Linked DNA regions of Mus musculus: all the other regions are linked to region 1. Evidence: chromatin loops called from intact Hi-C (ENCODE). Cell type or tissue: gastrocnemius. All regions are shown on one strand. Links, peaks and the distances in the headings refer to the core of each region. The heading gives the core; the rest is flanking DNA.

Region 1 (10,742 bases), core at 3,898-8,897:
AGGAAGAGACTCTTTCCTACAGGTAGGCAGGAGGGGAGCCTCTTCCACACAGTGTAGAGAGCTTCAGCACTAAGACCTCAAAGCCTGCCTACACAGTGACACACTTCCTTGACCAAGGCCACACCCCCTAATAGTGCAACTTCCATGGGCCAAGCATATTCAAAGCACCATACCTAGTAACTGAGAGAATATTAGGTCAGATATAGAAGGTGGATGGCAAATGGCTATTAAGAGGATCAAAGCTAACCTAAGATATATCAAGGAGCAAATTTCATGAAATAGTAAATAAACCACAATTCTGGTCTTACCACTGCAGCAAAACATTCCTCTGTTATTGTTAGGGAAACTTGAAGTCTTCAAAGTTGGTCAGAGGGTGATACAAAGATATCATGCATTGATAGTTGGTATACTATACATCTGTCAGGTATACGTGTTTATGAGCAACTGAAAAACAGAATTCTTAAGCAAAGGAAAACATGCTATTACCCTTTTAGTATCTCTGAGCTGAATTTTCACTTTCTGTCAAACAAATAAAACCAAATTACCCTTAAAGATTCCATCTCTTACTATACAAGTTCAACCCCACTCATTGGTTTCTGCCGCGGTTGCTCTATCTGAGTGCTGCCTGGTCAACTGACCACCCTTTCCCTTTAGCACACTTTGTGCTTTCTGGGCTTTGTAATGCATAGAAAAGTAATCAAGTCACTATTAAAATTTAAGATCTTCGCTCATGCAATCCTTTTTTAAGAAATCACTTCACATTGTGTTCTTCAGGAGACCCTGTACATGAGATGGATGGGTAGCTTCCACTGTCAACCTGACACAACTGGATGCAGGGGTCCAACTGAGAAAGTGCCTCCATCCCATTGGTCTGTGAGCATGTCTGGGGACATTTTCTTGATTGTTAATTAATGTGGGCAGGTGCCGTGTGGACAGTTCTACTCCTGAGCAGGGACACCTGGGCTCTGTAAGAAAGGGAGTTGAGCAGCCCAGTGAGGAAGCAAGTAAGCCAGTAAGTAGCCTTCCTCTGTGGTTTCTGCTTTAAGCTCCTGCCTTGAATTCCTGTCTTGGCTTCCTTTGACAATGGACTCAAACTGCAAACTGAGATAAACCCCTGTCCTCACCAAGTTGCTTTGAGTCACAGAGTTTACCACAGCAACAGAAAACAAACTTGAGCAATCTTAAAAGGATGACAATGCTCATCAGATAAGAGCCCTGACTGCTCTTCCAGAGGACCTGGGTTCAGTTTTACAGGGCAGCTCCCAACCAGCAGGGACTCCAGCTCCAAGGGATCTGATGCCGCTTCAAGCCTTTTTGGGCACTGCACATATGCGGCACATAGACATACATGCAGGCAAAACACCCATACACATAAATAATATAAATAACTAAAAGCTGGAGAGATGGTTCAGTAGCTAAGGGTCACAATGCAGTAAATAGCAGACAACTTTACACAAATGTAAAGCTTGAATGGTATATTTTTATGCATCATTCAGAAAGCTGGTGTGTACATAACAAAGCAAAACAGCAAACTTGCAGGAGCTGGGCAGTGGTGGCGCACGCCTTTAATCCCGGCACTTGGGAGACAGAGGCAGGCAGATTTCTGAGTTTCTGGCAGAGTCCAGCCTGGTCTACAGAGTGAGTTCCAGGACAGCCAGGGCTACACAGAGAAACCCTGTCTTGAAAAACCAAAAAAAAAAAAAAAAAAAAAAGGAAAGAAAAGAAAAGAAAAGAAAACTTACAGGATCAGATATATGTTCCCTCTGTCCTGACCAGTCATATGTGTTTGTTCGTAAGGTATTTTGTGAGCATATCACATACCTTATATACTGTACAAGTCTCTTGGGAAGAGTGGATGAACACAAAACAGATATGAAAATCCTGCTCTCATTGACTCCATGGTCCAATAGAATAATAGAAATTTCACAGGAAATCGCATAGATGATTGTTTTACTATAGCAACTACACCTACTACAAAGGACTTGCTTATTTCATATTTTCTGACCATCTTCCAACTTGCCCATTTTTAGGACAGTTTAAGCCATGACTCCATTTCTTTTCTCCAGTTTTTACATCAGTATCTTCTCTTGAGACTGGCTGGCTCTAAAAACTCACTTAAATAGAATACAGCAAATGATGTTTTATGATCCCTGAGTCTAGACACATTGGTTGTCTCTTCTTCATTCACAGATTACCCTAAATCAACCAGTGTTTATTGTTCATGGCTGTCTGTGGGCTTGTAATTTGGAACTGGCACAGCTAATTTCAGGATCCCTCTTGAGGTTTATAAAGATATCGGATAGGACTGGCCTCACTGAGGACTGACAGGCTAGAGGACCCACCTCCGAGCAGTTAACTCTGCTCACATGCTGCTGGCAGAAGTCTTCAGTTCCTTTCCGGCTCGGCTTGTTCCATGCCATGTGACTTTCTCAGTAGTGCTATTAAGGGTCATGGAGGCTGGTTTTCCCCCCACAGTAAGTGACTTAACAGAAACAGAAAGAGGAAACCACAATGTAGTGATTTAAATATTCCGAGGTTAATAACTAATACTGGGAAAATTAATATGGTGGCAGTTACTTTTTAACCAGCTATTACCCAAAGAAAAGGCACAGAGACCCTTAGAATTATAATAAGCTTCAGAGCACTGGCGCTAGCAGGCATCAGCCCTCTTATGTATTTTCTCTGTTCTCATGCCTTGAGCCCCAGTATATTACTTGCCATATTCGTTGATGTTGCTCCTGCTTCGTCAGGCCAGGTCTCACAGCCACATGCTGTGTCCATATTACCCCATGGTGACTTCTTTCCCCCTCCTCCTCCTCCTCCTCCTTTCCTCGATCTCTCCTGGTTGTCCCTACCAGTGATCCCAAGCCTGGAAACCAAAGCCTGCCTGCATCTCTTCTGCCCAGCTATCAAGTGGCTGTCAGCAACTTTATTAACCAATCAGGAATAACTGGGTGGTAAGGTTTACACAACAAAGGCTGATGTATGTGAGAATCTGCTCGTCTTGGAGCAACCAGATCTTGGGATGCAGAATTTAGCATTTGAACCCATAGAAATAGATCAAACCCCACCACAATGTCTTCATATCCTAAAGTTGGGAATCAAATACCAGAACTCTGTCTTATTTGATTATTTAGAAATGAGTCACCATTATTACCACCCACATTTAAAAGATAATTGACCTGAAGATAATTAAGCTCTGCAGATCAAAGGTAAGATTGTCAGAGTATTTGTGGGCCTGTCTAATACTACCACAGCAGGCATGAAAAAGGATGCCACTTCATAGCCGCTTGAGTGCCAGGCAGCAAACAGATAACACCAACAGTAAGAAATGTGAGTGCAAACAAATAAATGTTCATGTCCCTCCCAAAGTCACTTGTCTAAACTTGACCACTCTTAGGATATGATTAAATTATGGGAGCAAAGACCTAGAATAGCATTAGTGTCCACAGGGGGAAAAAAAAAAGAGTCCAAAGAGAAATCTCATTCCCCTTCTGCTTGTGAAGTTTCAGTAAAAAGATGGCTGACCTGGACCATCCCCAGACACTGAAACTCCAAGAAACTTGGTCTTAGACTTGACAGCCTCCAAGGCTGTGAAGAATAGGCTTCTATCATTTGTGAGCCACCTAGTCTATAGTATTTTATTGTGTGTCTTAAGACAGTGAGTAAATTATTCCATATAACTTCAGCCATGTTATTGAGACCTCACCAACACTACCACCACCATCTCTGAGTGCTACCAACTGCTCAGAGAACATCTCTCCTGGCAACTTTTCTAGCTCCTGAGCATAAGTTGTGTCTACTTCGGTCATAGACTTCCTCTTCATCAGATGGCACACTATGTGCCACAGAGATTACAGCAGGGATTCTCCGGGTCAAGGACAACTTTTCTGCTGCTTGAACATAGATAATTTGTTTTGCTCTTGCAAGCCCTAGGTTCATTATTCCTCAATTTAGGAGACAGGTGTAAATGAGGCTTACTGGGGGCTGGAGAAATGGTTCAGGTTAAGAGCAGTGGCTGCTCTTCCAGGAGTCCTGAGTTCAATTCCCAGCAACCACGTGGTGGCTCACAACCATCAACAGTGGGATCTGATGCCCTCTTCTGGCATGTAGGTATACATGCAGATAATGTACGTGCGCGTGTGCGCGTGTGTGCGCGCGCGCGCACACACACACACACACACACACACACATAAAATCTTGAAAAAAATGTTGCTTACTGATGAGTGCCATAAAACATGGCTCTCAATACATGTTCTAGGCTACTGTTTTTTATTTTCATCATTATTATTTTTATTTTCATTGATATATATATACATATATATGTATGTATGTGTGTATATGTGTGTATGTGTGTATATACACCTTTTCCCAGAGCTTCTGACATAAGTTCATGCTATGAAAACCTGGTCTCACAAGTGTAGTGTTAACTCCTCCTTGTAGTTCATTAAGACTTTGTCAGACATTTTCAACTTCCATTGATTTTTACCTCCTGAGTTTCTATTATCCTCTGCTTTCAAAACCACTCAAAGGACATAACATATTAATAAATTAGAAGTAGATTAAAGGCACATATTACAAAAATTGAGACACACACAAAAGTAAACTCTTTGTAAATAGCTGGCTGTAAACTAACATTGGGAAAACTCATGCAGGCCACATCCTATAACTATATAAAAGGTAAACTTTCTATACACAAAAATCAAAACTAAAGGTTAAGAATTCTGAGGCAATACTTGTTCTAGTATAAAACAACAGGATCTGATATCCGTGTGTGTCAATAAGAAGGAAATATTTTAATCTAACCAATAAGAAGGAGAAAAAAGATGAGTGATTAATAAAAGACAAATCACATGCATAAAGTAACAGAAATTAAAAATGAAATATTTTTATAGAAACAGAACAAACGACAGTCACTGGGAGCTCCCTGTTTTCACACATCCAGACTAAATACAATATTATTTACAAAACATAAAAGTGTGTTAGCATGAGCAGTCACAGGCTTGCTGGACACCATGAGCTACACCCTTCTAAGGTTCCTGAAGATGGAAAGTCACCAAGGCTCAGTTGATTGTGATTTTCCTTTTCTGTATGTCCCACAGGCACAGTCCTGCAGCTCAGCGCCAAGGAGAGGGTTTTTGGCTCTGCCCCTGTGCCCCAGAGAAGCCCAGCAGCTTCTAGGAAGGAGGAAGTCCGGTCTTACTCATCTCTTTTATCTCTCACCCTGCTCAGGGAATGTCAGTTCCGTTGAATTTAAATTTGAGATTGCTGAACGGCAAATAATAACGGTGATTTAGGTTCAGCAATCATGCTTTGAATATGGTAGATTGGTTTATAACACAGAACCTTAGGAAAAATAAGCTTGGAAGAAAACACACACCCATGTCCATCCCAGTGCCGTATCGTAAGTCAAATTAAAGAGGAGCACACTGCCAGAGTCAGAAATGCTGTGTTGCTATCATGGTATGAGTGCTGGCGTTGGGTAGGGTGTGCCGCCACAAAAGCCTGCTTTTCCTGGCCCGTCCCTGTTCCAAAATGCGTTTAGCACACTTGAGGCATTTGTTACCGCAGCAGCCAGACCCTTGGGACCCGTTTGCTGTTGTACTTCCATTTACTGTGGTTTATAACAGAATACCTGAGACTGAGTACGTTATAAAACAAGAAGGGCCCTGCTCCTGTAACTATCCGAATCTGTGAGAATGACCTTAGTCCACTTAGGAGTGCAGTGTTCTTATACCATGATAGAAAGGCTATTAAAACTCAGTGTGAAGTTTTAGAGTGACCATTCAGATCACAGCATTTCCCTTGACATGAAATAGAGGAAGAGAAAGGGGAATGTGGGTGCATGAAAGAAAGAGGCGGCAGGAACTCATCCTATCCACGGTAAAAGGAGGAAGAGAATGGGTAATAAGATGTCTGGGGCTTTTTTGACCAGTGATAGAAGTAAAGGGAGATGTTTGATATTAGAGAAAGCCTATGAATGTTTTTTGAATTTGTTAAAAATGTAAGATGAGAAACAATAAAACAAAATCAAAGAGAGGAAAGAATCCGAATTGAGGTCAGCAACAGCCAAGAACGGTGCTGTTTTTCTAATCATTGGCCACGGTGGATTGTCAAGTTCCTTGTCTGGTCTCAGTGGGAGAGGAAGAGCCTAGCCTCACTAGCCTCGCAGAGACTTCAAGTGCCAGAGTTGGGTGGATACTCAGGGGGACCCCACCCGCTCAGAGAAAGAGAGGAGAGGGTATGGGGGAAGGATTGGGGGGGGGGGGGTGACCGAGAGAAGGGCAGTGAGCTGAATGTAAAGTGAATAAGTAAAAAGTAAAATTAAAAGTTAAAAATAAAAATAAAAATAAATCCTCAACAGTCTACACCACTAGGTGGCGATGTAGAACAGCTGACAGTCTGGCAGCCGATTAGTTGGCCTTTACGGCGTGCTCCGTCCACCCACCAAGAAAGATTCCAGTTTCTATATTGAACTTGCATGCATTTTAATATTAAATGCAATTTATCAATGTTCATTATAATTGTTCAAAATGGCGGCCCAAAACAATGGGTGTTGTAACTGTCTGACTGATTGTTTCCCCCAATTGTTTAAGACTTTACACTTTAACCTCGTACTTACTTATTTACTTATCTATTTATTTATTTAACTTCTTAGGAACTTGACATGACTTCTGTGTTGGAAATTTCATTCTAGACAGGTACTTCTTACCAAAAAGATGAGACGATAAGGTATTGTGTCTGAACAATTGGCTAGTTGGGCTTTGGAGAGAGAGAGAGAGAGAGAGGAATAGAAGTGAGGTGGGGTGGAAATGGGGTGGGCACAGGGGTAGAGGTAAGAGGGGGGCTGCAGAAATATCATGTTTGGTAACACTTTTTTTCTTTGCGAGATGACCATTGAACAAGCCAGGCTAGACCACGGTGGTCTAGATAATCCTAAATTTCCACATCTCTTCCTGCGCTGGCATTTCTCATTTTGTTTAATATCCCCGTGAGGCTGAGTGTTTCTGTTCAGCAAGAAATATAAGAAATATTTATATAACTTTCTAGGAAGAATTCCTAAGGTAACCTCATACACATCACACCGTGAAAACTATCAAATAATCGTGTATTTTCCTAGTCATATGTCTTGAGAGGTGTGTGTCTATGAAGAAAGAACAGATAGTGAGAGAAGAGCCAGAGAGTCCGTTTGGTGATTCCAGCTCTTTGAGTGAGCTCATCTTTAGTCTTTAGTCCCCAGGGTCTCACATGTAATGTCCCACAGAATCTGCTGTCCTCCTGGGGAGGGAACTACGAAGCGTACGAAGCTGCAGCTGTTTATTTGGAGATCTGAGTGTTTGGAGGTGCATTTTGGGAAAGTAGGGAAGCTTTTTTGGTCCATAGCAGATTCTCTCTCTCTCTCTCTCTCTCTCTCTCTCTCTTTTTGTGTGTGTGTGTGTGTGTGTGTGTGTGTGTGTGTGTGTGTGTGTGTGTGTTCTAGCTCACCCTTAGCCTGAAGACTCCTGGAGGACATCTCTCCACAGATGCCTGTGACACTGGCCACAACCCGTCCAGATGGCTGTCCCAAGTTTCAATGCTTAGCAACTGGCTGCAGAAACCATTTTAGCTGCCATATAATGGTGAAAGGCTCCCAATTTCATATTACAGCATCCTGAAATGAGTAACTCGGCCCCAGCATCCTCAAACAAGAAACTCTCCAAAGAAAGAGCTTACATATAAGCATTAATAATTTATAAGCATATTGATTACAGACTTGCTACGGCTGACTCCCAAGTACCACTGAAGTGACATCATCCTGGAAGCCACTTGCTTGTGGAGTGGCTGCTTTCTTGTATATGTCAATATTTCCATGGGAAGGCATTAGGAACTGGTCTTCTTAACTGGATCCTCACTATCCACCAAACATTCACTTTGCCTAGGAACCGTTGAGTCAGAGGGCAGTTAGCACCTTGATGACATAGCATTCACCTTTCTCTGTGGCCTTCACTCCAATGTTCTTTCTTCTTTATCAGGAACTTGTTTTGATATTTTATCCTCTTTCTCTGCCTAGTCTTAAGTCCCAGTTAATATAAGTAATGAATCGTCCATTTCAAACTCTTTGAACTTGTATCATGTATACAGTTGGCTTATCACTTTACATGATTAAAGTGTATGGGAATATATATATATCACTTATATATATTCCCATACACTTTAATCATGTATGATTTAGTCATGTATACTCATGATGTCTAGATTGTCGCATGTATATTAAACTTGGGTAATATTCAAATCACCTATATATGTATATACGTACATATATATTTAAATTTAAAAATTTAAAACTAACAATATATATTTATATATATTTTGAAAGACACGGAGTGAAAGATCATGTATCTATATGTTGACAGTAACTTTTCAGTATTAGAAACGCTTCATTTGCTTATTTCTCTTCATTTTCTTGTATGCTTCCCAAGTTTCCAACAATACTCAAGTATTGTTTTTATAGCCATAGAGAACCAGAGTGCGTGATTTGGGGATGATAATAGGAAAGCATTGTGTGTGTGTGTGTGTGTGTGTGTGTGTGTGTGTGTGTGTGTGTGAGAGAGAGAGAGAGAGAGAGAGAGAGAGAGAGAGAGAGAGTGTCTTAGAACTGGTAACTGAAATGACCCTTAACTAATTTTCCACCTAATGGACACTAACATGATTGATGTCACCTAAACATTCACTTCTCATTAACAGAGCAGGGAATCCTGGACAAATCCTATCAGAGCCCGAGGAATCAATCAGGATTATCTGCAAACACTTAATCCCATGCACATCCTGTTTCCGGGACTTCCCAGGCGCAGGCATTGTGAGCCTTCCAGGCAGCTCCTGGGGGCCCTGGAGCAGCACTTGTGACGAAAGCTACCACAATGAAGGGCTGCTGACGTCAGGATTGGAGACGTCCCAGATTTCCTCCCCAGCAGTCAAGAGTCAAGGCGTTGGAGATCTTGACCGTGAACCGCCGCAGGCGGGAGAAACCACAGTACAGTACGGTTAAGTTGGTGTTGCCGATAAAGAGACAGAATAAATAATGTTTAGTGTGAGTGCATCTCAAACATTGCCCAGGATTCACTTATACTAAAGGATTAGTTATCATTTCTCTGATGTTCGAATTTAACTGAACTTTCTTACTGTGCTTTTAGTTGTTGGATATGGTAAAATGGAGAGCCTTCGCTGTCCCCTTCTGATTGGTTCGCTTTACTTATTAAACGCAGCTTTCCTGTGACCACTTATGTTTTATAAATACATGTGCCAGACCATTCTGATCACGTTGCTGCTCTAAGTAAGCCTGGCAGGTAATAAACAAGGAGGGACTAATGCAGAAACTTGGACTGGGCTGGCTGTGGGAGGGAGAGCCTCCAGTATTCTCCCTGGACACTGAAAGCAGTAAAGAGCTCTCGTGGTGATTGACAGGACCATTTCTTGACCGTTAGCTGGCCTGGTTGTTGTACAAAGAAGGTGGTGGTGATAGCAGGCAGTGAGCTCACTACCCTGCCCAGACTGGAGCTGTTGTTCCTCTGAGTACGAAACTGTCCGGGGGCGAGAGAATTGGGCAACGAGAAAGAAACCGCGTGTGAGGTCGAGCTTGGGTCATGGCCTTGCTTCCCACAAGGCACCTCTTGTCTCTAGACTGGGGAAGAACTGATGCAAGGCAGTCTGAGACTGAGAGCCGTCTATCACTGCAGGTGAAGTAAACAGCTAGCCAGCTGGCAGAGTTTGAGGGTCTGACCCAGCACCCTCCACTACCAGCAATGTCTCCCAATCCCAGTCTTTGGTCTCACACCTTGGGGACATCAGGTCATCTGGACTAGATCCTTCCAAACAAGTACATGAGAAAAGACTCTTTACCTGACAGTTTCTTTATGGATCCTGTCTGCCCCCTTCTGGCCTCTGCAAGCACTGAATGTATCTACTGCACAGACCTGCTGACAAAACCCCACACATATAAAATAAAACCAAAGACTCAACCTAGCAATCTATTTAGTTACTGTGAAGAAGCAGATGCTGTGCGGTTCTGGTGTGCGTTCCCTCTCGGTCTGCAGCTCCCTCTCCCCACCTCAGCCCGAAGAGCTTTCAGAGAAGCCAGGAGAGTGTTATGGGTTGGATGACATCATTCTGAAATCCTCCCCTCCCCCACCCCCATACTTCAGAATGTGACCTCAGCTGGATATAGGTTGTTGTAGATTATTAAGTTAAGATGAAGTCATTAGTGCAGATCTTGATTAAGTACATGTGCGTGGCTGAACCTTTATGCAAGTCAGAAAGTTGGACACAGAGGCAGACGCACAGAGGGAGACTGCGATGTGGAAATGCAGGCAAGAAACAGGGCGATACATTTTCAGGAGAGGGAATGTCAGTGAATTACAAAGGATCACTAGGAGCTGGAAGGAGGAATGAGTCCTGTCTGGGAGCCCTTGCACTTCAGGTCCCACAGTTTAACACAGTACAGTTCCCTTCTTTTGTCAGAGTAGCCCAGGAAACATACATATCACCTTGACCACATCGTTCTTCTCTTTGCTTAACGTTCATAGAGGCATAAAGAACAAAAATGGCTGGAGGGTGAAGAGGAGAGAAGTGGGCGTGGGTGTCTCACAGCAACCTCAGAACTCCGAGCCTCCGACTGCTGTTGGGCCAGAGCCCAGAACTTAAGAATTTCCCAAAGTGAAGAAGGATTTGGGGCTGCCAGGGACTGGTCCTTCGGAATCAGCCCATGA
Region 2 (10,742 bases), core at 2,015-7,014, 370 kb after region 1:
CACAGATGCACTTCAGGTTAATCGTTCGTAGGTCAAGCTCCTAAAGAACAAGAAATACTCAATGTGTCCAAGAGACGTTCCTTTTGGAGAAAATATACACAGAACCAGTTTGAAACTACTCTGTAGTATGTTTTAATAGAATTATAAATAAAAAACGATAGGGAATACGTTGTGAAGCCAAAACTGTGAGTGTAAACGGCATGCAGGAAGGGTAGGGTATCTTCAAACATAGATAGATGACTGAAACCACAGATAGAAAAGAAGCCAGAGTGGGTGTTCCTCGGTAAGCACTGTTGTGAAGAAACTGCTGTCGTGAGTTGTTACACTTTAAGGTTCATAGATAATAGCAAGCTGTGGATAAACTTGAGGTGAAATATTTGGGCCATACCATGGGGTTTTCATAAACTATACTACGTGTTCAGACTTATACAGAAGGCAGCTATGGAAGAACTTCGAACAGGATATGATAACAGTTATCAGCTTTCAGACATGAACTTCAATAGCAATGGATGTGAAAGACAAGTAGGGAGAAGTAAGGAGCACACTGGCAGGCAGATCCAATAGCCTAAGAGAAGGATGCTGAGACCCCTAAGTACCTAAGCTATAAGAAAGGAATGTATTGACGATATATTGAGAAACATTCTGCCATCTGAGTTGAAACCAATTAGATGTGAAGTATGTCAGTGGCAAGACTCAAGTTGGCTTTGAAGTCCCCGGCCTGAAAACGAGATAAATATGTAATGGGCAGTGCTGGCAGAGGAGACCATCCTGGAGGAGAGATACATAAGACTTAGGGAGATAATGATTTCCACGTTGCCTGTGCTGTGTTTGAGGTACTCCCTGTACACCCATTTGGCAATATCTAGTAAGCTGTTGGCTGTTTGGAGCAAGGACTCAGGAGAAATATTCCTTCCGAAGCCCATGAGAAGGATAAAACAATCTACAGAATGTGTGTATATGAAACAATGAGACTTGGAAAGAGTTTTGGAGATAATTCATGCTTATTTGGGAGAGATTATAGCCTGATTTAGTAGCTGAGTACTGGGGTACAAATGTAGTGAGAATTCCCAGCTTACTCTATCTCTAAACAATAATAAGAATGCTCTATCTAAGCATTTAATATATGTCAGAAACACAGCTTTCATGAATTGTAGTAGGGGTGGTGGTGGTAATGGTGGTTAGTTGTACCAGCAGTAGTTAGTAGCAGCAGTAGTAGTAGTAGTGGCAGTAGTTAATTGTAGTAGGTAGTAGTAGTAATAGTAATAGTAGTAGTTAATACAGTAGTAGTTGTTAATAGTAGTAGTAGTTAGTAGTAGTAGTAATAGTAGTAGTTAGTAGTAGTAGTTAATAGTAGTAGTAGCAACAGTAATATTAGCAACAACAACAACCATTATCATTGTATTATTAGATGGAGACTCAAAGAGACCTTAGAAAAAAACAGAAAAGAAGCCAGCGGAGGAGAAACTTTCCAGAAAACAGTAATTACCCTATTGCAATGAAACATTAAGGAACTGTAAACAACCAGTGAGCCGACAATTTCCAGTCTCATGCAGCATTAACAAATCCAAGTGTTAGCCGAGAATTTGTGATAATGAAGACTGTAACTATAAGTCCATTTTTGTGAAAAAGGTTGCAGAGTCCGCCCTCTTCGTATTTTGTTGATATGATTGGTTGTTATACTACCTTTTGTTGGTATTTTGAAGGGAAAATGGTTAGTAAAACATTTAAATGTATGTGTCCCATGACTCTGAAAAATGGTTCAGAATCCATCCTTTGAGATCTGTACACAAATTATGTGCATGTCTGTCTTTACCTTCCTTAACAATTTGTTTCTAATAAGAAAAAATATGGTAGACGAACTCAAATGCCAACCAGAAGAAAGAGTGCTGTATGTTACAACATGGTCATTCAAAACCATGAGTTGTAGCTTTGGAGAGTCACAGAGAATACCTCAGATATATTGGAAGGAGAAAGAAAAAAAACCCCTATTGGTTTTTAAAAATATGTGATTACTAAAGATAATAGTATTATCTCTGGGTCATTTGTGTGTGGAGATTTTGTGCTATATATCTCTGTTATTTTATTTTAAAATTTATAACATGCATCTTATTTGTGATGATGGAAAATAAATTTAAAGTATGTCGTTTAAGTGTCAGTATTAAGAGCTAATTTAGTGTAGCAGTGGGATTCAGCCAGTGGCTGTGGTATAACCTGGCTCTTTTATGTGTTAGCATATGGTCTTGGACAACTCCTCCATGAACTAGGGATAAACATAGAATGCTCAGCTCATAGGGTTGTTGTAAGTCAATGAGTTAATGTGAGTAAGCTGGCTTGGAAAGCCATCTGGCCTGGAGAGTGTATGATTGGAGATGATGACAAAGACTGACAAAGATTCCAGATGTGGAGAGAATGGCGATGAAGAAGCCATTTTACTGACAAATAGGACATCGCCATTTGCTAACATTAGCATGAACTCCATTAGTAGAACAACCTCTTGAGATTAATGTTTGGGCCAACACCTGCCTAGATGTGCTACATAATCAGAAAGTCACCATTACCTTGCAAAGTGCCCCATCCCCGTTACAGGAGAATCCTAATTACAATAATGTAGAGCACATACTAAACATAGTGTTGTGAAGTTGTTTAAATCTTGTTCCAACACTTTCCATGTACAAGTTACCCCACATTTCAGCTTTCTTTAATGAGGAATCAAACAGTATCTGTACTCTACAGTGCAGAGTGAGAGTATTTACGTACTTCACACCAGCGTGTGCTAGGCCATGGGAGACTGATAGATACTGGCTGTACCTATGAAGCCAGACTTATTAGTCGGAAGTAGGAAAGCAGAGAGCATCTGCTTTATTTTCATCACAGCCAAACTCTCTGGGATAATTGCAAGCTGAGAAGTTATATTGACAGAGCTTTTTTGATGGATGGATTTTAAAGCTGCATATTCCAACACAGGGGGAAAATAATATTTACAAAAAGAGAACAAACCAGAAACCGCAAAATTCATTGACCTGTTAGGGTCCAAGCATCTTAAAACAAACAAACAAACAAACAAACAAACACACAAACAAACAAAAACCTTTATTATAAAAAGAAAACTTGTAAGAAAAAAAAATGAAACAAAACAACATTATACAACAAACCCCAAAACAACACATCTTAATAATCGTCTATAGAGTTAGAGCAGAAGCTGTGGCGCTTCACGTTGGATTTTACTCTTTAGCAAATGTCTTTTAGTGGACTTGTTCACCACCCAGAAAGGAAAAAAAAATCTATGACATAATTAGAACCAAAGAAACCATCACCTTTACATCCTGTTTCATAGCTTGTGTCTACTACCTGCATTGAGTCCTTCCTCAAGGCCTCTTGGTCACAGAAACACAACAGAGCAGCTACTCCTGGGCTAGGAGGCTGAGAGAGGTAGAAATGGGCCCCGGGGCAGTTACCTCTGGAGAGACCTGTATCAAGAGTATACTTGTCTTACTCATGCTTTCAACATCTGATAAGACCCTCCTAAATAACTGGTACAGCAATAGATGTCACAGATAAGCAACATAAATAAAACACATTCACTGGATGTCAGAGGTAACCATCGTAAATAAACCCCAGTCATTCATGGTAAGGGGGCAGCCCACGATGCAAGGAGGAGCTCAAAGAAACAGTAAAATACAGAGTGTGCATTCCAGGTTAGAGCCCACTGTGTGATGAGAATAGAAATGAGAGAGTAGCTATAGGACCCGGAAAAGCCTCCATGGGGTAACCATTGAGCTGTTTTCCAAAGGGCAAGTTTATCCAGATGGAAAAAAGTAGCTGCTCCAGGAAAGAAGAAAAGTGCATGCAGAGACAGAATGGAGTGAAGGAGGGCGATGCCCAGGACGAAAGGTAAGTACTTGGCAATTGCACAGCTCTTGCTCCTATTTCCGATAGGGAATGGTGACTGCCGAGAGGTGCACACAGCCTCCCTGGAGTGGGAAAGAGCTGTGGTCGAAATCAGCTTAGGAAAAAAAACAAGCAGCAGCCAACAAGGTGATGTGGGTGCTGTAACTGGACTGGGAATTCACTACATCTGCTCCTTACATCTGTAGAGCAAATTAATATTTTTTAATGCTATTGTGTTTCTATGAACCTAAATTCTTTTTGCAATAGTCAGTTGTTCAAATCAAAGGGTGTAGGACATGCTCGATCTGAGGGTTCAAGAGTCCTTCTATAGTTTGGTAAAGAATTTGGGTTCTTCTTTAAGGCATGATGCAGTCTTAGGATAACAATTATGTCACCAATCAACCATTTACCTGATCATAGAAAGTTGACTTGAACATGTCCCTGTGACCTAATAGTTCCTTACGATTCACCGTAGTTAAGAGTAGCAGCTCAAATGCTAACCATGGAGGCATCTGCCTATGGTCTCAGCTACTTGGGAGGTGTGACAGGTAGAACACTTAAGCGTTGAGGTCACTGTTGGCAACACAGTGGGTTATAGTTTCAGTGTAGCTCTGGGAACAGGGATCCCTGGACCACTAATACTTTCTAGATCTATCTAACCCCATTTCCCTTGTCTATAAAATAAAGATGAGTACCATCCTTGTGTCAGGATCACTGTGAGAAACAAATGGAGCGCTTACAAAGCATTCACCCACAGTAACCATGTACTAGGTTGTCAGCCATTTTTATTATTGTGATTTCATGATCTTTTGTTAGAGCATCGATACTCGAAGCAAATGGAGGCAGGGGCTGGCTTCTTGGGAAAGCTAACACTAATCTCATGGGGAAAACATTTTGTTGGTTAATGTTTCAAACAGGATCTAGAACCCCTGAAAACAGAAAAGGAAACACAGTTAGAAATGAACACTCAAACACAAAGAAGAGACTGACTATACTTAGCAAATCTGTGTGTCTGACAACATAGGGTTTTGGACAGGGGAATCCTGCCACCGTGTGGCAGCTGGCTGACTCACTCTCCTAGCAGTCACGGAGCTCAGATTTTTGCCCACCTCTGATTTAGTGGGACCCTTGAGCAGAACTGTATCTGTGCCTGTTTCCTCTGCTAACGTTATCTCTTGTTACTGACAAGGTAACTAAAGCCATAGGTAACTTCCTGTATCTTATGTAGCCCGGTAGCAGTCAGAACACGAAACAATCTTAAGTGAAATTGTGTATTTAAACCCCCAAGTTCCTTGTAAATTGTGTATCAGATTTCTGTGGAATATAGTTACTCCATCCCTCCAAGGGTTATGAAATCACCCTGTTTTAGACTGAAGGCACGGTGTCTGAAAAGCACTCTTCATAGAAACTTTGGGGATGAGTATTTTGGCCTACAATCCTAATAGCAGTTCAGCTCTCCCAGTATAAGGAATGGGAGCATAGAAGCCTTAATAGGAAGAAACAGGCAAGGTGGGTCCTCTTACAGCGTGGCGTTTGAATCTCTGTGCCCATCGGAAATTACTTGAAAATCCTGAAGTACATTGGATAAATTAGATAGGTTTTCCTCAGCGGCAGGTTAAATGCAACCCAGGTAGTTACGATACCCAGAGTTTGTCATTTAAGTCGAGGGAAGAAGAGCTTTGGTCTTTTGGGCCAAATCCAAGACTCTAGTCCTATTTTGAATTTGTTTAAACACTCATTCAACATGGTTAGATAGGGTAATGTCAGGTCATGCGATGCTGTCCTAGCCTCAGAATGAGCACAGCATTTCAGCACTGATAAGGCAGTGAGTGATGTGGTTGGTGTTGGGGCAGGGGCATCTGCCATTGGAGAGTAGAACCAACACAACTGAAAATCCCTCTTCTTCCTTTCTAGATCTTGAGAGTGTTATCAGGGACTGGAAACTCTACATAAGATAGACAACAATAAAGACAACCTTGTTGCTAACCAGAATTCGAGAGCACACCATATGTTTATCAGCATGAATGCAACAACAGCGCCAAAGTGGAAGCGAGTTTTGTTTTGTTTTGTTTTAAACTAAGGATTCTAATGACTCTTGAGGAAAGACTTCCATTTCACAGCCTTGTGGGTAGGCTATGTAAGAGCTATTAGAAACCAGGATCTTGGTTTCTAACAAGATAACCTGGTAAAGAAATCCTTTAGGCAGTACTCCATGTCTCTGGGTCTCTATCACCTCCCATTGCTCTTTTCTAATTGTAACTCAGTGAAGTCTTGACTTTCTTCTTTTAGCTACTGTGGGTTGAACACAACCACGTGCTGAGAGGGCTGGAGAACTGCACCAGAGTCTCAGTACCTCACTGAGCAGTTTATCAAGGAACACGCTAATAGACTGGAAGTGGTTTCAGTCACAGCCTGTTTACAGCCACCGAAACTGCTTTGTGAGTAACGCTTGAGTCTCCTGCGACATCTGCCTTGATCTGATTGTATGCTAGAATCAGAAAGGACCTTATTTTATAAGTGACCTGTGGATAGTAGAAAAGAGATTAAGGCATTTGTTTAAGGTTAGTCTGGTAGTTATTCCTGGATTATAGATGGGGCTTCCTTTCACACTGCCTCCACCAATCTAAGGATTTTAAAAACTTTAGAAAGGGGAGGGCTGGAAAGATAGCATATCAAGGGGTATAAGCATGAATACCTATATTCGAGCACTGAAGCCATGTAAGATAGAGGGCTGCATGTGGTGGCATGTATCCGTAATCCCAGCACTCCTAGGAGACATGAGAGGCAGAGACAGGAGAATCTCCTGGGAGTAAAAGCTGATGGGCCAGCTTAGCCTGGAGTATTGCTGCTGCAACAAAATTATGTTATTTTTCATGTATGCAAAAAAGGCAAGAGAGAAATTTCATATTAGTTTAGACAACTTTAAAAAAAAAAGCCCCCCTTCAGCTTGCTACCTGAATTGACTTAATGGAATTCAAAGACTTTGTCTTTGGGAAACTTAGTGTCTCGCTACCAAGTACCCTTTCAATTAGTACTCACAGAACATTTCCGTTCTTTATTCAAGAACTAACTTGTTCAGCCTGTAAAATCCAGTAATCATACAATTCCAAGTGATAGGAAGTGATGAGCAGTGTTTGGCTGTGGCCAGAGCACACATATACCATTTCATATCAAGGCTAGCCCACAGACTGGTTGGTTTTCTCTGGGCTGCTGCCATCTTTTCCCCAGAATGCCTTAGTCTGGCAGTCAGAATCAAAGTCCCCAGGTGCAGTCCTGACTCTGCTTTTTTATCATTGATTGTTTGCTGGTTACTCGGCTTGTCATTGTTAGCTTCAGTCCCGCCTGGAGATGGAACTTCTGCTCTCATCCAGAAGTTCTGATTGCCTCAAGTAGCATCGGAAGAGTTGTCTCCACTTCCATATAGTGGTTTATTGTGGGGAGCGGGTGTGGCGGCAGTCCCAAAGGCGCCAGGGACTGCAGCTAAGTCATATGACTTGCACCTGACTTCCTCATATAAGACACAAACATCTTGAGTGCTGCGCAGGTGTACCAGGATACAGGTGAATCCAATTTGGTGGAGATTTGCCCCTGCTGCACTGATTAGCTGAAGCCTCGTGACTGGCGAGGGGGCGTGGCCTGCGGTGCGTGGATGAGAGAGAGTATAAAAGGAGTGAGAGGCCCAGGGTTCGGGGGAGATATAAACAAGAAGAATCAGGACTGAATAAACTGCTGTTAGAAGGACTGGTGGTCGCGTCGTTCTTGCTGGTCGAGAGCGGGCGCGACAGTTTATGGATTTGGGAAAGATAGAGACACAAACCACTGTGGTAACTGTGTGTTTAGAGGTAAGAGTAGTTTCACCAACTTAAAATCTTATTGCTTTGTGAACTCAAAGAAACAGTAGAAATGCTGAGTATAACGTAACCTAATTTTGAAATTGCACTATCTTTGGAAAACTAGGTAAGTACCAAGCTGCTTTCTAAATTCAATCAGTTGGGAGCCAGCAAGTGGATTCCACAATCAAACTCTTGATGTTTTCTACATCCAAGTGCTAACCAGGGCCAACTCTGCCTACCTTCCAAGACCAGACTAAACTCTATATGTTTGGGGTAGTATGGCTGTAGACATATGCATACAGTTGCTAATGGGCCTGAACTACACTACTCTTTTGAATTAGTTAGTAGACACTGGCATTTTGGGGTGTATGAGGTTAAGTTATTTTCTTATGATCTCCATATCGAGTTAGAAGAAATCCAAGCCCAAATCAGACCATGTCATATGGAGACGTTTAAGCAGTTTTAGCAAAGTTTCTGCAACCTGTCCATCAGCTCGTTGTACTTAAGATGTGAGTCATCAATTCACTCCTTCGTATCAAAGTTCCACCTGTTCAGAGACCAGACAATACTGTTCCAACCTAGTTAGTAACAGCAACCAAACCTCTCGGATAATAACAGCAAGCAAAACCTTTCAGACAGTAACAGTAGGAAGGAAGACTATTTAGGAACCAAACTTCTATATCATCCCTAGAGGGACAGGCCACAACCCTAATAGATAGGACTCATCTTTTTCATGAAAGGGTAAGGCACTTCTCTGAGTTAATTTAGTCAGTTTACAATCCTGAATTTCTTTAGCTTTACCAAGGGTATCTATAGCTATCGTATACGAATCCATAAGCTATTTAATTTCACAAGAAAAACATATTGCAAAGGTAATCAAAACTCCTATCCATAACAGATTTGCACATTCAAGTACTCCTAGCGTTCCTAACTGCAGCACTGTCTATTTGCCACGCTCTCCGGTTGAGTCAGCTTGACAGGCTGAGGCTTAAAAGCTACTCATGAGGCAAAAGAGTTTCATAGAAACTCGCTCCTGGAGTCTGGTGTTCTCTCTAACCCATACATTAATTTTCCATTCCTGCATTAGTCTAGTGTATGGATCCACGTGCTCTCTTTTAGTATTATCCTATAAGTGCCTTTTAAGATTGAATTCTGACATAGTTAAAGCCTTCCGCCAGTGTTCCAACAGTCCTAGAACATCCTTGAGAAAGATCATGGGCTTGAAATTCAGTAAAAATGTTGCTATTCACTGACATTCAGAATAGTCTCTGATACTACACTACCACTTTGAATAAAAGCTAGTCACTCCCTTACACAGGAATTTACCATCACTAAAGACCTAAGGGGAAGGTGGACTATACAATAGACTAAAATAGGAACTATGGCAAGGGCATGAAGCCCTTGAGCCTGACTTCTAAGATTAGTGAATCTTAGGTGGAGCCCTTGTTGATCCCAGTTGTTAACAATGAATTCTATCCCAGGTGGTTCCTGTTAGACCTTCTGTGTTTGCATTCCTCTGTTTTATGTAAGAATCCAGAAACCTCTTTGTACCCAAACTTCTTTGTATGTCACCCAACTTCCTTATTGTCTTCTGTATAAAAAGTCTGATACTCGAGTTGACATTACATTCAGATACTACACAACCTCTCCTGTGTGCATCTGTCTGTCAATTTATTCGACGCTTTGCCCACCTGAGACTAGAGACCCGTTCCACGCAGACAAAGGGGCCCAGAGGGTCTGCGGCATCTATTCCCTGAGACGGAGGTCTGTTGTGGTATCAATGAGCATATTGAAGTGCATATACCCTGACATGATTAAAAGCAACACTGGAAGGTGAGGATCAGGCTCAGTGGCTCAGCAGTTGCTCAACATGTGCTCAGTCCCCTGATTTATATTTCAGGTGACGAGGAACAGGAAATGTGAAGGTAGGAAGGGGCGGGGTCTGTGCATTTAAAAACCTGCAGTAAACTGAATGCCGGTACATGTGTGAAGGCCTGCAGACTTTTCAAGGGTTTGGGCTATCCCTCTGCCCCTTTTTGAGGCAGTTCTTTCGTTTGTTGTGCTGTGTACTCCAGACTAGCAGGACCACAAACTTTGTGCTGATTCTGGTCACCTCCCATCTGGCCCCGGGGTGCTGGGCTAACAGCTCCACAGCACTGCATCCAGCTTTCTCTCCGAGTCCTAGGACGGAAGGCAGCTCGTCAAGCTTGCACAGGGACCACGTTTACCCACTGAGCCACCTCCTGCTCTCCATCGCGTTCTGAAAGAGTCCACTCCAAACCGCTGAGAGGATCATAGCCTACCCCTTCAGGTAGCTGCAACCATGTTTTACAGGAATACTTTACATCCGAAATTCTGTGATTTAAAAAAGTATAATTTAAGAAATTATTTAGTCTATTTTGAGTAGTTAAATAAATTCTAGGTAGAAACATAAAATGGGGGAATAAACAAGGTTTAAAAAAAGAGAAAAAAAAAGGCTGTTTGTTTACCTATTTCTGGCAAGCAAAATTTTCCAAAAAGAAAATGATATAAACTTCAAAAACACAAAACTAAAAACTTATAAAACTCAACCTGTATTCTTCCACTGGCTGTTTTCAACCATCAGTAGCCTTGGGTACTTTTATTTGGGGACAGGAGTCATAATGACCGGAAGAGATAATTTTAGGAATGTTAAACACATCTTGCAATAGAGTAACATTATTTCCCCAAGTATCATGCCCCAAACCATCAGTGACTGTTAGTGTCTAGCATAGAAAAGAGAAATTTCACTTTAGACATATTTTTTCTACTGAGAAGGCTTATCATATGATTTTAGTATTATGTTTTGTTAATGACAAAAAAAAATCTATTGCCACAAAAGCTATTTTAGTAAAAACTACCCAGGGAAATACAAACATGGCTTGTTTTGTGTGGGGGATATGGACGCCAACCTTGTGAAGGAAAAAGTGCAATGGAGAGCAAGACAGCACAGGCTCCTGCGAGTCCTCCAAGAGTCCTGATGGTCCAGGGCATTAGATCTAA
Region 3 (10,742 bases), core at 3,854-8,853, 290 kb after region 1:
CCCACCCCTCGTCCCTTAAAAGTGTTGGGGGGCGGGGTGGGGTGAATGGTGGGGTGCAGAGGTGCAGACCACTCTGCTGTGAGGGAAAGCGGACTGTGAATGCGTTCTGGGTTCTAAATCATGATAGGCATGTCTTCATCCTTTCCCTTAATCCGGTGGGTTTGTCTTTTTTTTAATATTGCCATGGAAGCATGGGTTGCTGAAAGCTAGCGCATGCGTATGCATGTTAGGTGTTGTGCTGTGGCCGGTGTGTTTCAGAGCTGGATGACGTTGACTGTGTAACTGTCAGGTGATGCTCATGCGTCGGCTGCGGCTACTCGCTCAGACTTTACTAACATAACTAACCCACCTCCGTTCTCTGGACTGTGATAACTTTCAGCATGACCAAGTCTCTAAAATAAGCTCAGAACGAAGTGGAACTCCAAAAAAGCGCAAAGCTCCACCACCTCCTATCAGTCCTACCCAGGTAAAAAGCAAAAGCAAGCGAATGAACGAATGAATAAGTAAATAAGCCAATCCCAGAGCCGTCGGTCTGTGTGTAGGTCCAAAGGGTTGTTGTATTAGTGAACCCTAAACACATCTTCTAAATCTTCCTTAGTAGTTTTACATTTCAAGCTGGGTATGTAGCATAGTGATAGCATTCCTACCTATGTGTGTATAACCCTAGGTTCAGTCTCCAGAAGAGCACCATATGCACACACACACACACACACACTCTCTCACACACACACACATACATACACACTCACACACACATACATACACACATACATACACACACACTCTCACACACATACACACACACACTCTCACATACACATACACACACATTCACACACACATACACACACACACATACACACACACATTCATACACATATTCACACACACATATACACATACACACACACACATACACACACACATACACACACATTCACACACACACACATACACACATATACATACATACATACATACACACACACATATACACACATTCACACACTCATACACTTACACACACTCACACACACTCACGCTCACACACACACGGGGCGGGGGGAGCACAAATGACAGTGTCAGTTATTAATCTGGAATATTGTAGGTTTTGTCTATCTTAAAATTAGAAAAAATATATATGTATATAAAACCTCAAGGAAATTTCTTCCAATTTTATGACAGAGTTCTTTCTCCAAGATAATCTCAAATGTTGTTAGTTCCTTATATGAACAGCTTAGTTAAGATATTGATAATGAATTTTAGTTTCTTAAAATGTGGATATAATATATTTGACTTTCTTATTATATTTATGAGTGGCTAATATTTAAAGGGGTTTTTTTTCCTTCTGAGTTCATAATAATAAGTCAGGCGAGCAAGAACAACAACAGCAGCAATGAAATGTCAGGTAGAAACAGGATAGGTTTTACTGCTAAGACAGCATAGGATATAAAGAAGATAATCCATATTCAGATAGTGGAGAGGACTGTCGAATCTGGTAGGTCCTTGTAAATATGCTGGCATGTTTGTTAATACTGCTCTCAACCCACAGTAGAACTTTGTAGATTTTAGAAGCTGGTGTTAGGTAATAGATTAATGCTACCTAGTTAATGCTCTGACAGCTTTCAGAATTCCTTGACTTGACACCTTTACTAGAATGCCTTGAGAGTTTACCCCTGAAACTCTACAAGCCTCCTGTTAGGCTTAGCCATAGGGATTACAGCATGGATTGTTCAGCACCAGGGAAGACAAGGCTTGGAAGACCCCCCCTTTATTAGTGGTTTTCTTTTTCTTTTTCAGTTGAGTGATGTGTCCTCCCCACGATCAATAACATCTACACCACTTTCAGGAAAGGAGTCAGTATTTTTTGCTGAAGCGCCCTTTAAGGTATCCCCTTTTCGTGTTGGGGTTTCTTGGCGTATTTATGATACCGATGGCCTTGCTTTAATTTATACAACACTGTGCAAACCGTATTATACCTCTGAATCACTGTGTCATGACATTTCACCATGAAGAGCCCCTTGATTATTTTTTCTAGCGAGGATACCATGAAACAAGATTAGAAAAATAAATCATATTTACTGATAATTTTTAAATAAGAGGTAAATGCCATTTATATAAAATCTTGAGGTCATAGTAACAGAGGGTTTTTCTTGGAGTTGAAAAGAGTGAGGAATCTGGGAAGATGTTGAAGGAAAAAGGACCTAAGCACTCTATTCGATAACACAGTGACTACCATTCATAGTGTGTCGTCTTCTTTAAAATCGTCAAGGGCTAGGAAGATGACTCAGTGGATATACTTGCTGAATGAAGAGCTGAGGTCACATCTCCAGAATCCACATAAACCTGTGTTCAGTTATTCCTGGGTTGACACTCCTGTCGTTCTTAGGGTGAGAGGCTGTGTTGCTAATAGAGAGGAAGGAACACCCAAGGTTGCCCTCTGACCTCCACACTCACCCATGGAAGCATGGGTCCATATGCACACACATACAGTGTGTTCACACGTGCATGTAGACACAGAAATAATCATTAGTGAGAGGACGTTTTGGTAATTTATTTAAAAGATTTATTTATTTTATGTATATGAGTACACTGTAGCTGTCTTCACACACACCAGAAGAGGACATCGGATCCCATTACAGATGGTTTGTGAGCCACCATGTGGGTGCTGGGAATTGAACTTAAGACCTCTGGAAGAACAGTCAATATTCTTAACCACTGAGCCATCTCTCCAGCCCAATTTTAACTACAAAACAAAACAAAAACTTGAAGCAATGTTAACTCTCACAATTTAGTCATTCTTCATCATATAAATCAAGACATCACTATGTACACAATAAATATATGCAAAATTCATAAATAAAATGTATTGTTAATTTTAGAAATTTTAATTTTTACTTTAAGTACATCGAGTGTTTTAATAATAAGTTTGCTCTCTTGTGCATGCAGTTCCCTCTGAGGCCTGAAGAGGGCGTTGTATTCCCTGGGATTGGAGTCACATAGTCAGTTATGATAACAGCATGTGAGTGCTAGGAATTGAACCCAGGTTCCTCTGGTAGAGCAGCCACTACCCTTAACCTCTGAACCATTAGTCCAGCCAAAATTAAAATTCTTAAAAACTGAAGGTGGTACAATTTACCTACTTCTGGTTGGTAACACTCATCTCCCTTATTCTGGAGTATAGATTATTTATAAAATGGCAGCTGTATTTTTTTTTTTTTTTACGGATTCTCTACATGAAATACAGTATCCTGTATTGGACACTAGGATAGAGACAGATGTGGTAGTGCACACACTGGAAATATCCAGCTAAGGAAGCGGAAGCACAAAGATCAAAAGTCCAGTGCTAACCCAGGAGATAGCAAGTTCATGGCTAGCCTGAGCTTTGTAAAGTGAGGCACTTGGCTCAGTGTTAATGTGTAGAAGAGCCCAGACCGTGCCCCTGGTGTGAATATAAAAAGGCTACCAGTGGGAGAGTGCTGTAATCTGGACACACACTGTTGTAAGTTAGTTAGCAATCATCCATTGTGCTGAGGTGTCCATTTTTGGCAAATGTATTATGAACACAGACGTTAATGTTAGCAGACACAGGGTAATGTTTCATAACTGCTTTACAAATCTAAAGTTTTCCAGGTGTGAGGTGTATTTTTTTCAGAAAGGAAAAGGTCTGAAAAGAGACGGCTCAGTGTCAAGAATGTGTGTTGCTCTTGCATGAGACCCCAGTTCCAGTCAGGCACCCACAGCAGACAGCTCACGGCTGCCTTTGACTCCATCCAGAGGGTCTGACACCCACTGCTGGTCTCCCTCACATGCATAATTAAAAACACAGTCATTAAAAACCATTCCATAGCTCAACAATAGCTCACCTAGAACTGATCTTACCAAACCGAGTTGACATTTCCAACCAAAACAACAACAAAGCTTTTCTCATGGCTGCACAAATTCTTTTCCTGACTATAAAAGCAGTATTAATCTATTTTAGAAAGTCCATTAGGCCTTATTCTACCAATTCTGTAAAGTATGTATTTAGAAAGTATTTTAAAGAAGAGGGGGGACCTCGGTTATAATGACTGTTTACCTAGGCATCCCTGGGATGTTGTAGTTGGACAGGGGAAATTTCTAACTGTTAAACGAATCCCTCCTGTGTAGCTGGTTGTGTATTTACATCCTCCAACTCGGACTTATTAAAGGTGAATTCTGAGGCCCACTCCCGCACACTGCCACTTCCTTTACTTTAGGCCGTATCAGTAGACTTTTGAGATGAACACTCATATAGGCAACACAAGGGAATCATGGTCCTGTATTAGCGTTCTGACGTCATCTAGTAAGATTGTGGCTGGAGAGACACAATGCATTGCAGCCAGCAATACCGTGAATTGTAACTCTCAACAGTAAGGTGGGCTCTGGCTCCTAAACAACACAAAGCAAAGCAAGATTTCTTTAAGTGCCAATTTAGAATGGCTGAGACCAAAGGTTGATGAGCATGCAATATAGTCGAAGTACATCTGTCGTTTTCTCCAGGTGGGATTGTAAAATGTTAGCTATTTTGTATGTTTCACAATTCCTTTACAAGTTAAACATGTGCCTACTCTATGATCCAGCCCTGTGTGTTTTCCCAACAAAAGGAAAAAAAAATGTCCATACAGAATTGGATACTTAAATGTCCCTGTCTTATTCACAGTAGCCTAAGCTGAATTGCCATCAGTACTGAGTGGATGCAGATAATACGATATATCTGTGTGAAAGCGTATCACTCAATGATGACGTGCAGAAGGGATGAGCTGTGTGGCATATAAACAGCACCAGACATAGAAAGCCGTCAATAATAATAATAATAACAATAATAACAATAAAAACCAGCTACACATATACCCTTACTGTGTGGCAGTCCATTGTAGAAAATGAAAATCGGGGAGTCCTGGCCGCCTGGGGACAGAGCAGGCAAGGATTGGCTGTGAGAAGGAAACCTTGGGGATGACTGATGGAAATCTGTGGTTGCCATGGTGCTGCTATCTGTGCTATAATCATTTGCTATAATCTCATGAAATTGTCAACTGTCATTTGAGGCAGTTTGCCACCGTTCGTATCTTTTACAGCTGAAGAGAAAAGGGCGGGACAGCCATCTTTTATCAAGTGTCAAAAATAAGCCACTGTGCTACCAGTGACCAACTCCGTATGTTCCTGACACTGTAGCTCACCTAGATGAAGTACAGGGATTTCTGGCAAGGTGTTGTATTGAGTGAGTTCAAGGAACCTTGCAGTAATTTAACAAAGTTTAAGGACAAACAAAGTCTTAAGGGCATTAACCATCAGTCCAAGACCATGAAAATTTTTATTCCCTTACAAAATGTTTTCCTCCCAGACAGCTCTTACGTATTACTATGTCCTTTAAACGGATTAATAGCAGAAAATTTAACAAGTAATAGATGTAAAAAAAATCATGTTTAATATACTTAATTAGTCAATTCATGACACACATAAATACTAGTTCTATTTAACTATATTATAAAAAAAAAAAAAACAAAACTCTGCTATCTCAGGTTTTAGGATAAAGTCCAGAAAAAAGGCTGCTATATAAACTATAATTTAAAATATAACTACAATTTCTAAAAAAATATTCTGAGAGTATATCCTCTGCAATTTCTGAAATTTTCAAAACTATACTTTTATAAGTAATTGTCTCTTACTTGCATGTATTTTCTTTTATTTGCATATATTTTAACTGCCTGTTTTCCTGTTGTGACATTTTCTATCATTTTACTAGTGGATTCCCAGGAGACCTTCTTTCTGCGGTCAGACTCAAGGAGAGTAGTCAGTGTGACACTTAAGTGTAATGAGCACGATATTCAGGAAAATTCCTTAACTGTCATTTGTGTTTCTACACACAGGCTGAGATCAGCTCCATACAAGAAAACAAAGACAGGCTGAGCGACAGTACTGCAGGTATGAACAGGAAAATCGCCTTTCCTGCCTTTGACCACATTTAATTTCTTACATGTTTACATAAGGAGAGCAGCGTCCAGTCAAGCCCTCTGTGTAAGGTCATGAGAACCAGCTCATGCCTGTCCCAGGACTGCCAGCAGCGCACAGGCGTGCTTTCTCCACTAGGAGGGGTTTATATGTTAAAGAACTAAGCCAGCAGTGCACAGGCGTGCTTTCTCCACTAGGAGGGGTTTATATGTTAAAGAACTAAGTTTGAGTGTAAAAAAAAATTCCATCTTCAGTTCTCACTTCCCATTAGTATTTTCTCTAATTAAGAATGCGGCAGTAAATAGTGTTGGCAGAGTAGCAGCAGTGCCCGGAGGACTCAGAATTTCCTGTCACCTTACGATTGTAGACAAGTTCAGATACCAGTTACTGTACCTCCCACTAAATGCACAGCAGTTGTTGGACCTGTTTTCAGTCTTAGTTATTTAGTGTGTCAAAAATAAGCTATCAGATTGCTATAGCCTGTGTATTTCATCTTATGCATTTACAGTTTGGGGGTGCAGGCCACAGGTCTCAGGCTTATAGCATCTCACTCTCATTGTACCCAAGCAGCAAGGTATATCACCAAGACAGAGGGGACTCTATAGCCCTGCTGCTCCCACTAGCTAACTTTAATTCCCACCGTGGGCTCTAAGTACATTTAGGTAAAGAAAGTGCCAGTAAGTCAAATGCAGTCGCAATGGCTTCACCAACACAGGGGCTAGTCAGTGGTGCCTTTTTTTAAAATCATCTTATTTATTTACATTCTAGTCCAATTGTGCCTTTTAAAGATCTGTCCTAGGACCCCAATTCTGAGGCTAGCCTGTGCTGTATAGTAAAACCCTCTCTCAAAAAGAAAAACAAAAAAAAAAAAAAATGAAGAAGTCCCTTTTAAAGGAGATGCAGATAGATACCTATACCCACTGTGTTGCAAAGAATATATCTTTAGAATTCTATTGAAATGAGTCTATAGGATTTCCAAGGTCCCCTTTTCTCCAACATTCACTTTCTTATAGTGTATGTTCTATAAATGTGTGGATTTGTGGACTTTAGAAATTTAATTTTCTGGGGCTGGTGAGATGGTTCAACAGTTAGAGTACTGGCTGTTCTTTCAGAAGTCCTGAGTTCAATTCCCACACGGTGGCTCACAACCATCTGTAAGGGGATCTGATGCCTTCTTCTGGCCTGCAGATTTATATGCAGCAGAATACTCATACACTAAATACATTTTTAAAAAAAAGTTAAATTTTCCAAATCTTAATTAATGTAACTGAGTAAATGTTCCATTGGATACTTTTAAAAGAATCTATTATATTGTAGAAGAAACTTCAATTTCAGTTGCTTAGGATTGTTCTCAGGCTCTCATTATGTTAGTTCATCTCCCCCAAAATGAAGACCCCACCCCCACCCCCAGACTTCATGTCAGAGGGACTCAGAGAGCATCACCTAGTACCAGACATGAGAAGAGAGGGACTCAGAGAGCATCACCTAGTATCAGACATGAGAAGAGAGGGACTCAGAGAGCATCACCTAGTACCAGACATGAGAAGAGAGGGACTCAGAGAGCATCACCTAGTATCAGACATGAGAAGAGAGGGACTCAGAGAGCATCACCTAGTATCAGACATGAGAAGAGAGGGACTCAGAGAGCATCACCTAGTATCAGACATGAGAAGAGAGGGACTCAGAGAGCATCACCTAGTATCAGACATGAGAAGAGAGGAACTCAGAGAGCATCACCTAGTATCAGACATGAGAAGAGAGGGACTCAGAGAGCATCACCTAGTACCAGACATGAGAAGAGAGGGACTCAGAGAGCATCACCTAGTACCAGACATGAGAAGAGAGGGACTCAGAGAGCATCTCCTAGTATCAGACATGAGAAGAGAGGGACTCAGAGAGCATCACCTAGTATCAGACATGAGAAGAGAGGGACTCAGAGAGCATCACCTAGTATCAGACATGAGAATTGAGGGACTCAGAGAGCATCACCTAGTATCAGACATGAGAAGAGAGGGACTCAGAGAGCATCACCTAGTATCAGACATGAGAAGAGAGGGACTCAGAGAGCATCACCTAGTATCAGACATGAGAAGAGAGGGACTCAGAGAGCATCACCTAGTATCAGACATGAGAAGAGAGGGACTCAGAGAGCATCACCTAGTATCAGACATGAGAAGAGAGGGACTCAGAGAGCATCACCTAGTATCAGACATGAGAAGAGAGGGACTCAGAGAGCATCACCTAGTATCAGACATGAGAAGAGAGGGACTCAGAGAGCATCACCTAGTATCAGACATGAGAAGAGAGGGACTCAGAGAGCATCACCTAGTATCAGACATGAGAAGAGAGGGACTCAGAGAGCATCACCTAGTATCAGACATGAGAAGAGAGGGACTCAGAGAGCATCACCTAGTATCAGACATGAGAAGAGAGGGACTCAGAGAGCATCACCTAGTATCAGACATGAGAAGAGAGGGACTCAGAGAGCATCACCTAGTATCAGACATGAGAAGAGAGGGACTCAGAGAGCATCACCTAGTATCAGACATGAGAAGAGAGGGACTCAGAGAGCATCACCTAGTATCAGACATGAGAAGAGAGGGACTCAGAGAGCATCACCTAGTATCAGACATGAGAAGAGAGGGACTCAGAGAGCATCACCTAGTACCAGACATGAGAAGAGAGGGACTCAGAGAGCATCACCTAGTATCAGACATGAGAAGAGAGGGACTCAGAGAGCATCACCTAGTATCAGACATGAGAAGAGAGGGACTCAGAGAGCATCACCTAGTATCAGACATGAGAAGAGAGGGACTCAGAGAGCATCACCTAGTATCAGACATGAGAAGAGAGGGACTCAGAGAGCATCACCTAGTACCAGACATGAGAAGAGAGGGACTCAGAGAGCATCACCTAGTACCAGACATGAGAAGAGAGGGACTCAGAGAGCATCACCTAGTATCAGACATGAGAAGAGAGGGACTCAGAGAGCATCACCTAGTATCAGACATGAGAAGAGAGGGACTCAGAGAGCATCACCTAGTACCAGACATGAGAAGAGAGGGACTCAGAGAGCATCACCTAGTATCAGACATGAGAAGAGAGGGACTCAGAGAGCATCACCTAGTATCAGACATGAGAAGAGAGGGACTCAGAGAGCATCACCTAGTATCAGACATGAGAATTGAGGGACTCAGAGAGCATCACCTAGTATCAGACATGAGAAGAGAGGGACTCAGAGAGCATCACCTAGTACCAGACATGAGAAGAGAGGGACTCAGAGAGCATCACCTAGTATCAGACATGAGAAGAGAGGGACTCAGAGAGCATCACCTAGTATCAGACATGAGAAGAGAGGGACTCAGAGAGCATCACCTAGTATCAGACATGAGAAGAGAGGGACTCAGAGAGCATCACCTAGTATCAGACATGAGAAGAGAGGGACTCAGAGAGCATCACCTAGTATCAGACATGAGAAGAGAGGGACTCAGAGAGCATCACCTAGTACCAGACATGAGAAGAGAGGGACTCAGAGAGCATCACCTAGTATCAGACATGAGAAGAGAGGGACTCAGAGAGCATCTCCTAGTACCAGACATGAGAAGAGAGGGACTCAGAGAGCATCACCTAGTACCAGACATGAGAATTGAGGGACTCAGAGAGCATCACCTAGTACCAGACATGAGAATTGAGGGACTCAGAGAGCATCACCTAGTATCAGACATGAGAATAGAGGGACTCAGAGAGCATCACCTAGTATCAGACATGAGAAGAGAGGGACTCAGAGAGCATCACCTAGTACCAGACATGAGAAGAGAGGGACTCAGAGAGCATCACCTAGTACCAGACATGAGAAGAGAGGGACTCAGAGAGCATCACCTAGTATCAGACATGAGAAGAGAGGGACTCAGAGAGCATCACCTAGTACCAGACATGAGAAGAGAGGGACTCAGAGAGCATCACCTAGTACCAGACATGAGAAGAGAGGGACTCAGAGAGCATCACCTAGTACCAGACATGAGAAGAGAGGGACTCAGAGAGCATCACCTAGTATCAGACATGAGAAGAGAGGGACTCAGAGAGCATCACCTAGTACCAGACATGAGAATTGAGGGACTCAGAGAGCATCACCTAGTATCAGACATGAGAAGAGAGGGACTCAGAGAGCATCACCTAGTATCAGACATGAGAATAGCACCTTATCGTCAGATACAGCTTTACTTTGTATCCATCCAAACTGAGACTTTTCCTGTCTGCATCAAGTGGCTGTGGTAAAAATGAAACGCATAAAAAGCCATCTGCTGTGTGCAGAGTGTGGTCTGTCACCTGTGGCCAATGATCATTGTTAAAGGAGCTGCCGTCAGGAAGTAACACAGCTGGGCCAGTACACACAGCTTCATCAGGTAGATATTTTTGTCCTAGGAAACTTTCCAAATGCACTGTGGCAGGCATTCTGAGGAAAGTCCCTTGGGTCACTGAGCACCCAGTAGTCCTCCTTGTCCCAGTGAGAACTCTGCTCAGGGTTCTTTGATGTTGCTTTGGTGTGCTGATTATAATTAGTACACTTAACAATTGTGGCTTGCCAAGAATGGTAAATTTAGTATGATAAGGAGCGATCATTCCACGCTAGGCTGGTTGGCGAATGCTTCTTAGTAGAGCTTGACCAGCGTCCTGAAGCCTTTGTCAGTGAACAGTGAAAGAAACGTGTGTTGCAAGTCTTTACAGAGCACAGCACAGACTGTGAATAGGAGGAGAATGGAAATCCAGGAAAG

The links. Peaks named below come from ENCODE experiments on the same cell type or tissue, not always from the same donor. Only the 100,000 strongest peaks of a DNase experiment are listed, where the experiment ranks them.
Region 2: it touches region 1 in a loop (6-fold over the local background); 28 of 42 quality-filtered maps call a loop at or near these places.
Region 3: a loop joins it to region 1, with 5 times the contacts of the local background. A loop is called at or near these places in 5 of 42 quality-filtered maps.

What each region holds. Positions count from the first base shown.
Region 1 is chr15:10,868,199-10,878,940 of GRCm38, reverse strand. No RefSeq gene overlaps it. Among named protein-coding and RNA genes, the nearest start is that of Gm19276, 45 kb to the right of the region's middle. In gastrocnemius, for the core only: CTCF peaks have their summits at 6,171 and 6,377 (motif pointing right); DNase peaks (open chromatin) are centred at 6,206 and 6,383; H3K4me3 peaks cover 545 bases; H3K27ac peaks cover 311 bases.
Region 2 is chr15:10,495,240-10,505,981 of GRCm38, reverse strand. Ttc23l (tetratricopeptide repeat domain 23-like) reads left to right here. Exons shown (of 13, transcript NM_001378877.1): 12 at 3,791-3,891; 13 at 5,803-5,880. The coding sequence ends at 3,866. It also overlaps a transcript of Rad1 not described here. Among named protein-coding and RNA genes, the nearest start is that of Rad1, 15 kb to the right of the region's middle. In gastrocnemius, for the core only: a CTCF peak has its summit at 4,945 (motif pointing left); a DNase peak (open chromatin) is centred at 4,941.
Region 3 is chr15:10,578,983-10,589,724 of GRCm38, reverse strand. Rai14 (retinoic acid induced 14) reads left to right here. Exons shown (of 18, transcript NM_001166408.1): 11 at 380-466; 12 at 1,801-1,887; 13 at 5,889-5,943. Among named protein-coding and RNA genes, the nearest start is that of Gm10389, 16 kb to the left of the region's middle. In gastrocnemius, for the core only: a CTCF peak has its summit at 6,136; a DNase peak (open chromatin) is centred at 6,111.